2 separate regions of the Homo sapiens genome follow, and region 2 is linked to region 1. Evidence: chromatin loops called from intact Hi-C (ENCODE). Cell type or tissue: HepG2. All regions are shown on one strand. Each heading gives the region's core, and the rest is flanking DNA. Links, peaks and the distances in the headings are about the cores only.

What was found. A loop is a pair of places that touch in the nucleus more often than their neighbours do. Peaks named below come from ENCODE experiments on the same cell type or tissue, not always from the same donor. Only the 100,000 strongest peaks of a DNase experiment are listed, where the experiment ranks them.
Region 2: it touches region 1 in a loop (4-fold over the local background); 9 of 110 quality-filtered maps call a loop at or near these places.

What each region holds. Positions count from the first base shown.
Region 1 is chr17:18,811,511-18,822,666 of GRCh38, reverse strand. No RefSeq gene overlaps it. Among named protein-coding and RNA genes, the nearest start is that of TVP23B, 36 kb to the right of the region's middle. In HepG2, for the core only: a CTCF peak has its summit at 5,701 (motif pointing left); a DNase peak (open chromatin) is centred at 5,696.
Region 2 is chr17:18,949,125-18,954,336 of GRCh38, reverse strand. It overlaps SLC5A10 (solute carrier family 5 member 10), which reads right to left and starts at 2,172. Exons shown (of 15, transcript NM_001042450.4): 1 at 2,021-2,172. The coding sequence starts at 2,131. In HepG2, for the core only: a CTCF peak has its summit at 2,319; a DNase peak (open chromatin) is centred at 2,286; H3K4me3 peaks cover 296 bases; H3K27me3 peaks cover 1,040 bases.

The sequences.
Region 1 (11,156 bases), core at 3,340-8,339:
ATAGAGAAAATTATAAAAACTTTACTTAAAGAAATCAAGGACTTAAGAGACATACAATGTTCATGGATCAGAAGATTCAATATTGCAAAGATGAGAATTCCCCCCACTTGATACACGGTTTCAATGGAGTTATGATCAAAATTCTAGCAGAGCTTTTTTGGTACTTAACAAGTTGATTATAAAATTATTATAATCTGGCCAGGTGCGGTAGCTTACACCTGTAATCCCAGCACTTTGGGAGGTCGAGGCAGGCAGATCACAAGGTCAGGAGATCAGGACCATCCTGCTAACATGGTGAAACCCCATCTCTACTAAACATACAAAAAAATTGGCCAGGAGTGGTGGTGGGCGCCTGTAGTTCCAGCTACTTGGGAGGCTGAGGCAGGAGAATGGCATGAGCCCAGGAGGCGGAGCTTGCAGTGAGCTGAGATTATGCCACTGCACTCCAGCCTGGGCGACAGAGCGAGACTCCATCTCAAAAAAAAAAAAAATTATTATAATCTCTACTAATTAAGTTAGTGGGTATTGGTATAGGGATATTCAAATAGAGAAATGTAACTGAAAAGAGAGGCATGAAAGAGAACCACATATATAGAGAAGCTTAGTTTATGATGGAGTTGGTATTGGAGATTAATGTGAAAAGGACAGATATTTCAGTAATTGGTTAGCCACATGGGAAATAAAAAGAAATGTGATTCTGTGTTAGCCATGTTGCTGCAATTATGCTGTGTAACAAACAACTTCCCAAATCTCAGTAGCATATAATGACAAACATATATTTGTCACACAGAGGTCTATAAGTCACACAGAGGTCAGATCAGGTCTACTCCACATGTCTCTCATTCTCTGACCCAAGCTGAAGGAGTGTGGCCACCCGGGGCATGCACTTCTCATGTTGCAGGTAAGGAATACACGAGAGTAAATCAAACCACACATTTAAAGTTTCTTATTGGGTGGGACATACATTATATCTGCTCACATTCTAATCACCAAAACAAGTCACGTGGTTAAGCTCAAAGACAGGGGGGAAGTGGAGTACATTCTACCCAAAATGAATCATGGCACAGGCAGGAAGGAAAGAAAGAATTCTGAGCAAATATTACAAATTACTACAGATTCTACCTCACACCATACCAAAAAAATCAATTTGAGGAGGCTTAAAGACATAACTTATGAAACATTTAAGAGACTATATAGGAAAATATCTTTATGTTCTTAGGGTAAGAAGGAAATTCACAAATATGAAGCATAAAACAGAAACTATAAAAGATTGATAATTTTAATTGAGCTGCTATTCATGAGAAATTCAAAGTGAGATAAGACATTCACAATATATATCAGTGGCAAAGAATTAGCATTCAGAAAACACAAAGTACCCCTATAAATAAATAAGGAAAAAATAGACCTATTCACACCAGGAACTTGGTATTTGACAGAATGGCATCACAAATCAGTGAGGAAAATCTGGATTATTCAATACAGGGTGCTGATACAATTGGCTGTCTACATGGGGAAAGATAAAATGAGATCCCTACTTCAGTCTATATGCCAAGATAAATTCTAGATAATTTTAAAAGCTAAATATGAAAAGCAGCATTTTATAACTTTAAAAGAAAATGTAGCATATCATTATTACATTGATAAAGAGGGTTTTCAATGAATATTGAAAAGAGAAGTCATAAAAGTTGGTAAGTTTGGCTACATTTTTTAAAAAACTTATAAAAGTCAAAACACTCCTGGCCAAGCATTGTGGCTCACACCTGTAATCCCAGCACAATGGGAGGCCAAGGTGGGCGGATCACCGGAGGTCAGGAGTTCCAGACCAGCCTGACCAACATGGTGAAACCCCATCTCTACAAATATACACAAATTATCCAGGCATGGTGGTGCACACCTGTGCACCACCAGAGCGAGATTCCCTCTAAAAAGAACAAACCAAACAAACAAAAACCTCCCTAAACAATGTTAAACGTGAAGTTATAGAGCAGAATTTTTTTTTTTTTTTGGAGACGTAGTCTCGCTCTGTCACCCAGGCTGGAGTACAGTGGCGCGATCTCGGCTCACTGCAACTTCTGCCTCCCGGGTTCAAGTGATTCTCCTGCCTCGGCCTCCCGAGTAGCTAGGACTACAGGTGCATGCCGCCCGGCTAATTTTTTGTATTTTAATAGAGATGGGGTTTCACTGTGTTGCCCAGACTGGTCTCGAATGCCTGAGCTCAGGCAGTCCACCCACCTCGGCCTCCCAAAGTTCTAGGATTACAGGCATGAGCCACCCCGCCAGGCCTTTTTTTTCTTTTTTTTTTCTTTTTGAGACAGAGTCTCGCTCTGTTGCCAGGCTGGAGTGCAGTGGCACGATCTCGGCTCACTGCAACCTCTGCCTCCCAGGTTCAAGCGATTCTCCCGCCTCAGCCTCCCAAGTAGCTGGGATTAAAGGCACCCACCACCATGCCCAGCTAATTTTTGTATTTTTGTAGAGATGGGTTTCACCATGTTGGCCAGGCTAGTCTTGAACTCTTGACCTCAGGTGATCCACCCCCTTTGGCCTCCCAAAGTGCTGAGATTACAGGCATGAGCACTGCACCTGGCTGGAAGATTTTTTTTTTCTTTTTTTTTTTTTTGAGACAGAGTCTCACTCTGTCGCCCAGGCTAGAGTGCAGTGGCGCAATCTCGGCTCACTGCCAGCTCCGCCTCCCAGGTTCACGCCATTCTCCTGCCTCAGTCTCCCAAGTAGCTGGGACTACAGGCGCCCGCCACCACGCCCGGCTAATTTTTTGTATTTTTAGTAGAGACAGGGTTTCACCGTGTTAGCCAGGATGGTCTTGATCTCCTGACCTCGTGATCCGCCCGCCTCGGCCTCCCAAAGTGCTGGGATTACAGGCGTGAGCCACCGTGCCCAGCCGCCAGAAGATATTTTTAACATGCCAAGAAGACAAAGATTAAATATCCAGAATATTTCAAAGATGTCCTATACGCACTACAAAACACTGCTGAAGAGAGCTTGGTGCATTTGAAGAACAACAAAGTGTTTCTTGTGGTTGTAGCAGAGTGGTGTGTGTGTGTGTGTGTGTGTGTGTGTGTTACTCCCGTCTTTACATGATAAATTCCTTTGACTTAGAATGCCCTTTCACCATTTTGTTCCTGGAGTTAGAAAATACCTCATGAAAATTAGCATGACCTTCCTTTATGCTTCTCTGGTTTGTTTTATACTCTCTATTAGACAAATTTTAAAATATTATAATTCATTGAGAGTACCATTTTGCCTCCCCCTACTCCCTACTCCAAATATGAGTTTTTCCTGTTTGATTAAACAGCCTTTGAATATGTGTCACAGATCCAGCTCTGTTCTAGGTACTTTAGAATAAAGATGAATGCTTGGTTGTTTCCAGGCTATGCTGTAAATTCTAAGGAAGGGGGTTAAGGACAGGATTCTTGGAGGCAGTATGATGTGATCCCAGAGACAGGAGATAGGAAAAGGTAAGCACATGTTCTAGATGTGTTTAAATTCTCATCAAATAGGAGGCGACGCCATTCTCTGATGAGGAAGGAGATATGAAATCAGACACCCAAAGAGGCTTTCTAGAGGACATCCTAACTTTTGATAGATGTTTCCACCATCTGGGTGGCGTCCTCTTCTCCATCCCTCTGTTTTCTCAGAAGCAGTTGCTGGGGTCCCAGAGGGATGCACACAGTGGCTATAGGTGCTCACAGATCCACAGTGAAACACTCTTATCTAACCCTGGAAGGTTTTGCTGCTTGAAAACCTTTATGCCTTCATCCTAAGATACAAGGTTGCAAATAGCACCAAGAGCTGGAAACAGATGCCAGCTGAAACCTAAGAACAGACACAGTGCATGAGCAGTGTCCTACCAGGACCACCACTCGGCTCTTGGCAGTGGCAGCCCTCCTCCTCCTGGCTCTGGCAATGACCATCAGTTGCTTCATCTTCTGAAAAGGAAAACTACCCAGTTGGCCAAGCCAGATCTCCAGGAAGGAGGTGTCTCTGTCTCCTGCTTTGAGATCAGTCCTTCCACTGCTCCATCCAGGGAGCCCCAGAGAAAGTAATGTGTGAGTTGAACACACTGAAAATCTGTAGCTAGCACAGGTCAGCAGTTGAAAACAGCATGTATACAATGGCTTTCACCTACACTGTTAAAAGGCGGGCACATGCCCAATAAATGTTTATTGAGTGCCATTAGGTGCCCGGCACTGGGTCATGCACTGACAATGGGAAGGCGAATGACAAAGATAGGCTTCCTGCTGTCATAGCGTTTACAGACAGCTGGAAGCGTGTGATGGTTAATTTTTTGTGTCAGCTTGGCTAGTACTGAGTTATTTAATCAAACACTAATGTAGGTGTTGTTTGCTTTGAAGCTATTTTATAGATGTGGCTAACATCTACAATCTGTTAACATTGAGTAAAACAGGTTGCTCTTTTACTGTGTGGGAATGTCTCAGCCAGTCAGTTAAAGGCCTTATGAACAAAACTAAGATTTTCCTGAGGAAGTAGAAAGTTGACCTCAAGATTGCAACATCAGCTCCTGCTTGAGAGTTCCAGCCTGCTGGCCTGCCCGACAGAATTTGGATTTGTCAGTTCCCACAACTGTGTAAGCCAACTCCTTGAAATAAATCTCTCTCCGTGTGTGTGTGTGTGTGTGTGTGTGTGTGTGTGTGTGCGTGCGCGCGCGCGCATGCGCGCATGTGCATGCGCCCACGTTCATCTCTGGCACGAGACCCACATACAAAGGTGGTGTCCTAAGGTGTATGATTGGGGAAACTGCATGTGGTGCTTAGCACTGTAAGCCTAAGGCAGACTGTCCAGATAGGAACCTTGGATCCATCATGTACTAGATGCACCCTGACCTTGGGTCAACTCCTACATTCTCTAACCCTCAGTTTTCATCTGTAAAATGGAGGTAGTATCTCCCTCACAGGGTTATTGCAAAGAGTCAAAGAGATTAAGTATCTCACGATATTTAAGAGGTTAAATGCCCATGACCAACACAGCAAGTAAATATGAAGCCAGGATTTAAACTCATGTTTGTCTGCACTGCGTATGCCCTTTACCCGCTGCCATATCACCTTGGTCTTTGGGAATTACACTTCAGTTATCAGCTCTTTAACAGACACAGTTGCTGTAGACCACTCCTACATTGTTACAGCTTCGACTCTGCTCTACAGAGATGCCTCTTAAATGTATACCTTTGGCCTAATCCTGAGGTTGAGTTCCAGGTTTCCACTGCACTTTGCTAATTTGATATGCTCCATTGGCTTCAAATCTGACATATCTTAAATTCAAGCTCATCATCGAAGCCTCACCATTGACAAGTCCTGGCTTCACCTCTCTCTAGTTATATGACCCCGGGAAAGCTACTGATCCCCCAATCCTCAGTTTCCTCACTTGTTAAATGGCAGGGTTTGCCAAGATCAGGAAGGTAGACACATAGCACTCATAGTTCTTCTTATGTCTGACTGTGTCTACGGTACCTGTCTTGCTTGATCTCTGTACATTGTGGGTATTATATTGTACTTATTTATTCAGCATCTATTCATTCCCTGGCACTGATTTTGACTAATTTCACAATAAGATGCATGGATTTAGTCCTAACTCACCACTTGTAGGAAAACCATCATTTCTTACTAAACCAAGTAAATTGGCTGCTCCAGGATGCGTTGGTTTCATTTACATCATATGTTAGTATATTGCCATCTAGAGGACCAAGTGCAAGCTACAAGCAAGAGGGAACTGGGGCTTGGGGAGAAAGGCAACATCCTAGAAGAAATGTTTAAAAAACATTAAGACTCATTCGTAGCTGTGTTGAATTTCAACGATTATGTGAAAAAAATAAATAACAGGATGTGTTTTAACTATAAATTAGAAATGAATGCTATAGTAAGTTACTGGCTCATAAACTTATGATCTCTGTTAAAAAAATTTATAGGAGGTCGTTGGTTTGAAGTAAGTTCCTGCACTAGGCCCCAGTAGACCAAACCAAAATGGAGTTACTCACGGTGAAGTTCCAGGCCACCAAGCCAAAACTACATTGTTATCTGACCTTCCAAGAAATCAGGAGTGAGAGGGAGATAATAGCCACATCTCCGAACAGCCAGTTTTAGCCTGCCTGATAAGGAAGTCCCCCTACTTTAACCTTCACAAGGAAAGTAACTTTGAAAAAACCAATCCACTTTGTGTTCTTTGTTTCTGCATTCTTCAGCCTTTTTCTGCCTGTAAATACTCACTGCCCATGTTTCAGAGCAAAGCCCAATTCCCATGAATCATTCTTTGCTCCGTTACATTTATTTTGTTTAAAGTTTTTCTTCTATCTTTAACTTGTTCTAAACAAAATAAAAAATAAAATGAAATCAGCATTCTTTCCTATAATTGACTGTTTTGCTGCATTTGGATTATCCATGCCATATACTAGATGAGAATCTAAATTAAAAGAGGAGCCACTTAACTAGGGGTTAGCTCCCCTGACTGCTGCACCTTTAGCTTAGCAATTCGGTTTTCCATCTGAGCAAGTTACCATTATCGAGGGCTTACTGTGGGCTTGGGACTATACTGAACATTTTACATGAGTTATCTCATTTAATCCTCACAAGCTCCTCCCACCTCGAGGGTAAGTATTTACTTGTGCTTATGACTCTCAGCCTGCTGCTTCATCTGTAAAAATGGGATAAGTGACTTTCTCAAAATCTAAAAAAGGATATTGAACTGGATCCACAACTCAGATCTGCCTGAATCAAATACAAGTTCTTAATGATTACAGTTTACTAAATACAACAGCTTCTGCATTCTAAGAATGTCACGAGGATGAAACAATTCGTGGAAAGCACTTTTTGGAGAAAAACAATGTTCGAATGCTTACATAACAGAATGTTCACACAAAAAATAGGTGTAAAGTGATGTATATTCTATTGGGATAACCAATCGCTTTACAAAAGCATTCAGTAAGGATTGCTTTTTCAGTAAACAGTAGTGGTATCTTTTCTTTCAATCTGATTCCAGGTTTGTCAATTTTGCTAATCCTTTCAAAGAACCAACTTCTAGTTTTGTTGTTTTCTCTACTGTTTTTCAAGTCTTTATGTTTTTTCTTTCCTTTCTAATCTATTATTTCCTTCCTTCTGCTTACTTTGATTTACTATGGTCATCTTCTAGTTTCTTAAGATGAAAGGTGAGACTTGATTTGAGATGTCTTGTTTAAAAAAAAATAAGTGTTTACAGTTATGGATTTCTCTATAAACACTGTTATAGCTGCATCCCATAAGTGTTGGTATGTTGTGTTTTCATTTTCATTAATCTCAAAGTATTTTCTAATTTCCCTTGTGATTTCTTCTTTGACCCACTGGTTATTTAGCAGTATGTTGTTTAATTTTCACATCTTTGTGAATTTCCCAAATTCCCTTGTGTTGTTCATTTCTAATTTAATTCCATTTTGACCAAAGATTATACTTTGTATGACTTCGATTATTTTAAATTTATTGAAGCCTGTTTTATGGCCTAACATATAGTCTATCGTGGAAAATGTTCCATGTTCATTTGAGTAGAATGTGTATTCTGCTGTTGTTGGACAGAGTCTCTACAGATGTCTGTTGGGTTTTTTTGTTTGTTTGAGATGGAGTCTCATTTGTCACCCAGGCTGGAGTGCCGTGGCGTGATCTTGGCTCACCGAAGCTTCCACCTCCCGAGTTCATCCTGCCTCAGCCTCCCAAGTAGCTGGGATTACAGGCATGCGCCACCACACCCAGCTAATTTTTGTATTTTTAGCAGAGACGGGGTTTCACCATGTTGGCCAGGCTGGTCTCGAACTCCTGACCTCAAGTGACCTGCCCGCCTCAGCCTCCCAAAGTGCTGGGATTACAGAAATCAGCCACCGTGCCTGGCAGATTTAGTTTGTTTATAGTGCTTTTGAATCCTCTTTTTCCTAATCATCTGCCTACTTCTATGCATTATTATAAATGAAGTGTTGATGTCTCCAGCCACTATTGTTAGATTTTCTGACTTCTTTACCTTTAACTAGCAAAGCAACTCAGTTTTTCTTTCTAAATAAGAGTTATCATTATCAAGTGCTTACCGTGTACCTGGGACTAAGCTTACTCTTTTATGTGGATTATCTCATTTAGTTATTAATAATTATTAAGAGTAAATTGTTATGCCAGGCTCAGAGGCTCACGCCTGTAATCCCAGCACTTTGGGAAGCCAAGGGAGGCAGATCACTTGAGGTCAGGAGTTTGAGACCAGCCTGGCCAACATGGTGAAATCCTATCTCTACTAAAAATACAAAAATTAGCCTGGCATGGTGGTGCAGGCCTGTAATCCCAGCTACTCGGGAGGCTGAGGCAGGAGAATTGCTTGAACCTGGGAGCGGGGGGGTCGCAGTGAGCCGAGTCAGCACCACTGCACTCCAGCCTGGGTGATAGAGTGAGACTCTGTCTCAAAAAAAAAAAAGTAAATTAATTGTTAATAATTATTCAGTTGTTAATAATTATTCATTATGGAGAGTTTTGTCAGCTTTTGTTTCATGTGTGGGATTTTTTAAGTGCATATTTGTTTTTAAGTGTTATGTTTTTCTGATGAATTGGTCCTTTTACCAATGTGTGATGTCCTTCTTTGTCCCTTGAAACAGTTTTTGCCTTAAAATCTACTGTTTGACATTGGCATAGTCACTCCAGCTATCTTTTGATTGCTGCTTGCATGGTATATCTGTTTCTATACTTTCACTTTCTACCTGTGTCTTTGAATCTAAAGTGTGCCTCTTGTAGACAACATATAGTTGGATCATGTTTTTTGCCGATCTGTTTTTTGGGTTTTTTTTGAGATGGAGTCTCGCTGTCACCCACGCTGGAGTCCAGTGGTGTGATCTCAGCTCACTGCAACCTCCGCCTCCTGGGTTCAAGTGATTCTCATCCCTCAGCCTCCAGAGTAGTTGGGATTACAGGTGCCCACCACCACACCCAGCTAATTTTTGCATTTTTAGCAGAGATGGGGTTTCACCGTGTTGGCCAGTCTGGTCTTGAACTCCTGACCTCAAGTGATCCGCTCACCTAGACCTCCCAAAGTGCTGGGATTACAGGCGTGAGCCACTGTGCCCAGCCGCAAATCTGTCTTTTGACTGAATTATTTAACTGGTTTTCTTCTAATATAATTACTGATAAGGTGGGAGTCATTTGTGGGATATCTGCTCTTTTCCTTTTATGCATCTTATGTCTTTTGATTTAATTTCTCCACTACTGCCTTTTGTATTAAATAGGTATTTTCTAGTATATCATTTTGATTTCCTTCTTGTTCCTCTTATTGTATTTTTTGAGTTTTTTTTCTTAGAGGTTGCCCTAGGGACTATGATTAATATCTTAACATAAAGTAGGTTCAGATTAATGCCAACCTAATTTCAATAATACTCAAAAACTTTGGTATAGCTCTATTCCCTTCCTCCTCCTTTGTGCTATTATCATCATACAAATTGCATCTTTTATAAGTTATAACCCTATCAACATTATTTCATAAGTATTGCTTTATGTAGTTGTCTTTTAGGTCAGACAGGAAAAGAATTACAAACAAAAATACATTTATACTATATTTCGTATTTACCTATGTAGTTACCTTTAATGATGCTTTTTATTTCCTCATGTGGATTGGAGTTATTGTCTAGTGTCCTTTCATTTCAGTCTGAAGGATGTCTTTTAGCATTTCTTGTAAGGCAGGTCTGCTAGCAGTGAATTCTTAGTTTTTATCTGGGTATGTTTTAATTTCCACTTTTTTTTTTTTTTGAGAGGGTGTCTCACTGTGTCACCCAAGTAGGGGTGCAGTGACACAATCAAGGCCTCAACCTGCCAGACTCAAGTGATCCTCCTGCCTCAGCCTCCTGAGTAGCTGGGACCACAGGCACATGCCCCCACACCCAGCTGTTTGTTGTATTTTTTATAGAGATGGCTTTTTGCCATGTTGCCCAGGCTGGTCTCAAATTCCTGGGCTCAAGCAATCCTCCTGCCTCAGCCTCCTAAAGTACTGGGATTACAGGTGTGAGCCACCATGCTCATCCTTTCTTATAGTTTTGAAGGATAGTTTTGCTGGATCTAAAATTCTCTGTTAAGTTTTTTCTTTTAGCACTTTGAATATGTCATTCTACAGCCTTCTGACCTCTGTAGTTTCTGATGAGTGGTAGGCATTTAATCTTACACAGGATCCCTTGTATGTGATAAGTTGTTTTTCTCCTGCTACTTTAATGATTGTCTTTGTCTCTGGCTTTTGACAGCTTGATTGTAATGTGTTTAGTAATAGATCTCTGAGTTTATCCTAGTTATAATTTGTTGATCTTCTTGAATGTGTAGCTCATGTATTTCATTGAATTTGGGAAGTCTCAGCCATTATTTCCTCAAATATTATTTCTGCCTTTTTCTTTTCGTTTTCTGGAACTCCTTTAATGCATATGTTGGTAACTTGATAGCATGCCACAGATCCCTCAAGCTCTGTTCACTCTTCATTCTTTTTTCTTTCTGTTCCTCGGACTGGATAATTACATTTGTCCTATTTTCAAATTTGCTGATTCTTCTGCCTGTTTAAATCTGTAAAGCCCTCTAAGAAATTTTTCAGCTCCAGAATTTTTCATGTTTTCTATTTACTGATACTTTCACTTTGTTTATACATTATTTTCCTTTCTCGTGTTCTTTGTCCATGGTTTACTTTAGTTTTTAAAGCATATTTAAAGGTTGACAAACTTTTTGTTTAATAGATCTAATGTCTGGGTTTTCTCAGGGATGGTTTCTGTTTTCTAAGTTTTTTCCCCCATATATAGGCGGCTGTAATTGCTGTTTCTTCACGTCTTTTGTTGTTGTTGAAAACTGGAAAATTTAAATAATATAAGGTGGCAACTCTGCAAATCAGATTTGTCCCACACCCCCCATCTTTGTAGAGTTTGTTACTATTTGTTATTTTTATTGCAATGGTGGTATGTCTAGTACCTTTCCTCGACTAATTCTGTTTAGTCTGTGTTCTTTGTCATGTTGCAGTCACCAAAATCTCTGCTTGGTTACTTTAGTCTTGAGCATATGATTAGACAGGGATTTCCTTAAGTGGTTGAAGCATAAGTCTCTCACCTTTACCTGACTTTCTAGCTCCCAAGAATATTTTGACACTTTTCAAAGCCTCTGTAGACATCGCAC
Region 2 (5,212 bases), core at 1-5,000, 140 kb before region 1:
CTGGCCTCAGGTGCCCAGAACATCTTTCTTAGACGTGCTAGCCAGGACAGCCTTGTCTCCCCTCCTCTTTCCCTCTTCAGATCTTGCCTGGCCCTTACCTCCCCTCATCCAGAAACCCTCCACTGTCTGTTCTGCCCCACGTGGGCACCTCCTCCTCTGAATTCTAGCCACCAACTGTCACAGGAATATAGCACGTTACAGTTTGCAACAGATTTTCACTTCCATTGGACCCTTGCTCCTTGGAACAGCCCTGAGATGTGGGCTGCACAGAAACCCGCATTGCGTGTTTGAGGAAACTGAAGCCCACAGAGATTAAGTGACTTAAGTACACAGAGCAGAGCCGAGACTTGAACTCGGCTTTGCCGATGGCCAGCACTGGGCTACTTGTGAGTTAATATTTAATCACATACAGGTTGAGGAGCCGTTATCCGAAATATTTGAAACCAGAAAAGTTTTGGATTTCGGACTCTTTCAGATTTGGAGATACTTACAGAATACCTGCCAGTTGAACATCCCCAACCCAAAACTCTAAAATCTGAGATGCTCCAATGAGCATTTGCTTTGAGCATCATGTTGGTGTTCAAAATGTTCCAGATTTTGGGTTTCAGATTTTTGAAATCCAACCTGTGATAATTAATTTTAATGACTGCGGCTGCTACTCTTATAATCACCACTGCTACAACTGCCACCACCACCACCACTGCTACCACTGTAGAACCAATGGCAGCAGCAAGGTCTGGTCCTGTGTGGGCCCCTTGATAGCAGACCTCACCCCAGGTAGGTGGTGTCTCCATATAACAGATCAGAACACTGAGGCCCAGGAAGCTGAGGGGACGTGACCAGTCTCCTGTTTGCCAGGCCTTCGTGCTTAGGCCAGGGGTTATGGAAGATAAGAACGGGTACTCGGCCGGGCGCGGTGGCTCACGCCTGTAATTCTAGCACTTTGGGAGGCCGAGGCGGGCAAATCATGAGGTCAGGAGTTCGAGACTAGCCTGGCCAACACGGTAAAACTCTGTCTCTACTAAAAATACAAAACATTACCTGGGTGTGGTAGTGGACGCCTGTAATCCCAGCTACTCAGGAGGCTGAGGCAGAATTGTTTGAACCCAGGAGGTGGAGGTTGCAGTGAGCCGAGATAGTGCCACTGCACTCCAGCCCAGGTGACAGTGCTAGACTCCGTCTCAGTTAAAAAAAAAAAAAAAAAAAAAGAAGGGGTACTCATTCTCCCCAGGAGACTGTCAGGGCTCAGGGATGCCAGGCTGGGGACCTCTGGGGCTTAAGAAGTGGAGCCCAACATCCCCAGGCGCTAAGCGTGGAGCAGGTGACCTGAACCAGGCTGTGTCCACCTTCCCTCAGGAAGGCCTCCACGATAGACCAGAGGAGCCCTTCCCTTGCTGCAGGGCCAGAGCCTCGGTTTCTCCATCTGCACATGAAACAGCCTGTCCCCAGGGGCCCCGCTGCCCCTGGAATCTGTGTGTGGGGTCAGATCTCTGCTCATTTCTCACTGTTATGAAGGGAGAAAGAACCGGCTTATGATCTAGGGCTAGGCCACAGGACATAAATCCCCAGGGAGCTTGTTCAAAATAAAGACCCCCAGTTCCCAGGGCCCTCCCTGCCTCCGGATTCTGATCCAGCAGCTCTGGGGTGCAGCCAGGGAATCCCGGGGAGCCTGTTGTTCAAGCAGACAGGAGTCACTGACACCATGGAGACTGGGACCAGGAGGCTGATGGGCCACACCCAAGGACTCCAGCTGGGCAGCAGCACAAAAGCCCAGTTACCTGTTAGAGAGAATTTCCTCCTCCTCACTTTGCAGATGGAGACGCCATTACCCAAAGAGAGAAACGGGCTTGGTCAAGGTCTCCAAGCAAGTCTACCCCAGGCTGGGAGGAGGACCACAAGGATCACTAGGCCACCAGCTGGGACCAATGCTGACACCACAGGGACATGCTGGACCCCGGTTCCCACCCCAAGCACCAACCCTGAGAGCCCACTTGGCCAACACCACCACAGGTCCCCTTACCCATATGCCCACGGCCACATTCAGAGCAAAATACACAGTGATGACGATGATGTCAGCCACGCTCAGCTGCGTCCCGGGAGTGTGGAGGTCGCTGGTGGAGTTGGCGGCCATGGCTGTCCTGCCGCAGGCACTAGGTATGAGCCCGAGGGACTGAGGGGCAAACCAGGTCAGAAAGGGTTTCCTGGCAGGGAGCTCATTGATCATTAAACCAAGCGGACAGTGGCATCTCCAGCCCATGATGTGGCTGCATGCAGGGCAGCTGCCTCACCATGCAGTTCAGCTTCCTCACCCCATGGTGGGGTGCAGATCCCAGAGCGCAGGAGTCAGGGAGCCTGGGAGAAGCAAGTGGGAGGAGGAAAGGAAGGAGCCTCCTTGAACTCGGAGGGGGCTTGGGGAAAATGAACCGCATTTAGTGGACCCGGAGGCAGCCCAAATAGTCCCAGAAAGGCTGGGTTGCTTAATGGGTGGCTTCACCTATATCTAATTTGTATAAGAAGCATAGAGCGTAGGGACAACCGCCTCACCTCTGAAGATACTGCCGTGGCGGGCAGCCATGTCCTCCCTTGGCCATCGGGCTGTGAGTGGACTGAGCAGGGCTTGGGAGGGGGACACCTGCATTATGGCTCACGTCCAGCCAACACAGCCCAGGCTCAGAGGCAGCCCCATGTCGGACAATAAAGTCCTGCTTCCAGCGTTTCTGCTTTCTTTTTCTAGACCCGTGAAACAGTCCCAGGCCCCTCAACTTGACCATGCATTCGGCCCCCACCCCGGGCAATGTCTGCCTGGGACCACAGAGGGACCCAATATCTGTCACACACCAAGGACCATGCGTGGCTGTTCTGCACATGATCCCATTTCACGGACCATGCGTGGCTGTTCCGCACATGATCCCATTTCACGCTCACAGCAGCCACGCAGAGTAGGCAATGTCTCATCCTAGTCAAGGAAATGGCCATCCGCCATTACGCAGCCATTGAAGGCGCAGAGTAGGATTCAGTGCAGATGTGGCCCCACCGTCTCCACCGCAGTGACAGTGACGAGTTCCATCTGGATTCCATCAGAGTGGGACGCTCGCTCACTAATTCTATCAGTGTACACAGCAGGGCTGGCCGGCAGTCTCACGCCTCTGCTCAGTGACATGACTCGTGACTTTGCAAAGCATTTGCAGTTTAACCAGACATGCAGCACTTCCAGAAGTGTTAATGAGTGAGCGGCTGCCACCAGGAACACGCTGGCCTGCAAACCCAGCCAGCCTGTTACTCAATAACCCTGAGGTGCGGGTAAAAATTAATCCCCTCGGCCAGGAGCAGTGGCTCATGCCCTTGGGAGGCTCATGCCTTTGGGAGGCCAAGGCGGGTGGATCACCTGAGATCAGGAGTTTGAGACCAGCCTGGCCAACATGGCAAAACCTCGTCTCTACTAAAAATACAAAAATTAGCCAGACATGGTGGTACGCACCTGTAATCCCAGCTACTTGGGAGGCTGAGGCAGGAGAATTGCTTGAACTCAGGAGGTAGAGATTGCAGTGAGCCAAGACTGCGCCATTGCAGTCCAGCCTGGGCAACAGAGGGAGACTCCATCTCACAAAACAAACAACAACAACAACAAAAAACAATTAATAGTCCTCACATACAGGACTAGGCAGAAGAAGGAAGGGAAAAAGGAAGTCACTGCTGAGAGAACCCTCAGGCAGGCTCAACTGCCTGCCGTCTCCCCTTGCCTCTGGCCAGCGAGCCTCAGATGGTGTTTACTTCCCAAGCCATTGCTTGCAATGTGTTTTAAAACAAAAGGCTGCTTTGCACTGATCAGGAGGACCCAGCTGGGAGGATCCAGACTTACCAAAACTATCCCATTAATAGAGTAGTTGTACCAGCAGCATTGGCTCTGAGACCGTTGGCTAGGTCTTAGAAGGAAATAAACCACTTAGTGATAACTGCCGCCTTTGGATCAAAAGTCCTTGGGATTTTTGCCACTGAGTTTAAATGGAAAAAAATGAAAAAAGAGAAAAAAAATCCTAGGGAAAGAAAGCACCAGTAAAGGTGCTCTTAAGGGGCTGAGACTGATTTGCTGGTTCTGTCCTGAAGGACGGGGACAGGAGGAGGGTGGCAGCGGAGGACATGGAGGGAGAAGTACCAAACAAGCCCAGCCATGTCTGCGGGAGAAGAAACGCCACCCGAAGCCCAGTCACACCCACATTCCCACCCCACCTGACCCAACGGGATCACCTATTCACTCACCCCAAGAAACATGAAGACCGTCCTAGCTGAGAAGTCATCCGTACCACACCCCTTGAAGCCTCTTCCATCCCCGGAAGAAGTCCCTCAGACTCATGAGAACCAGGAACGGGATGTGGAGGGGTCAGCAGAGCCTAAGCAGGACGACTGGAGCCATTTGTATCTTGTGTGTGGGGCATCTATGAGCTTATGAGTTTCTTTCTTAAGTGCTTCAGAATTGTGACCAAGGCATGACCAACCATGTGATGAGCTGGGCAGCACTGGAACGGACTGCACATGAGTGAAGGGAGCCCATGAAGGGAGCCCACGGTCATCTGCGGCAGCTTGCAGCGAATCCCTCCAGGGCCTCTCTCTGCCTGCCTGCCAAGTCTAGTTCCAGCTTATCTGTTGCTCCTGCTTTTGCAATAAGCACAAGACTGATCATTTATTCCTGCTAAGTATTGTCTGCTTGTCTGTCCTGATGGAGAAACTCCCCAAGAGTCCTAAGCTACAAGGGCAAGCGTGCTCAGGGCAGCCAAAAAGTTTAGAAATTTCCTACATAACCACCCAGAGAAGGTGGTGAGTGAATTATGAGACCTCCAAACCATGGAACACCATGACCATTAAAAAGATGAGGTGGCTTTATATAATGGCATGGAAGGATGATACACTTGTAAGTGAAAAAAGCAAGCTAGAGAATATAGACCCATATCCATGTTTATCCTCTCATTATATATAATGTAAGGGGCTGAACAGCCACAGTGTTTTGAAGGACACACACCAAACTGCTAAGGAGAGGAGAAAGGAGAATTATCACTTTATTTTATTTTATTTTTTTGAGACAATGTCTGGCTCTATTGCCCAGGCTGGAGTGCAGTGGTACAATCACAGCTCACTGCAGTCTCAGCCTCCTGGGCTCAAGGGATCCTCCTACCTCAGCCTCCTGAGTAGCTGGGACTACAGGCATGCACCACCATAG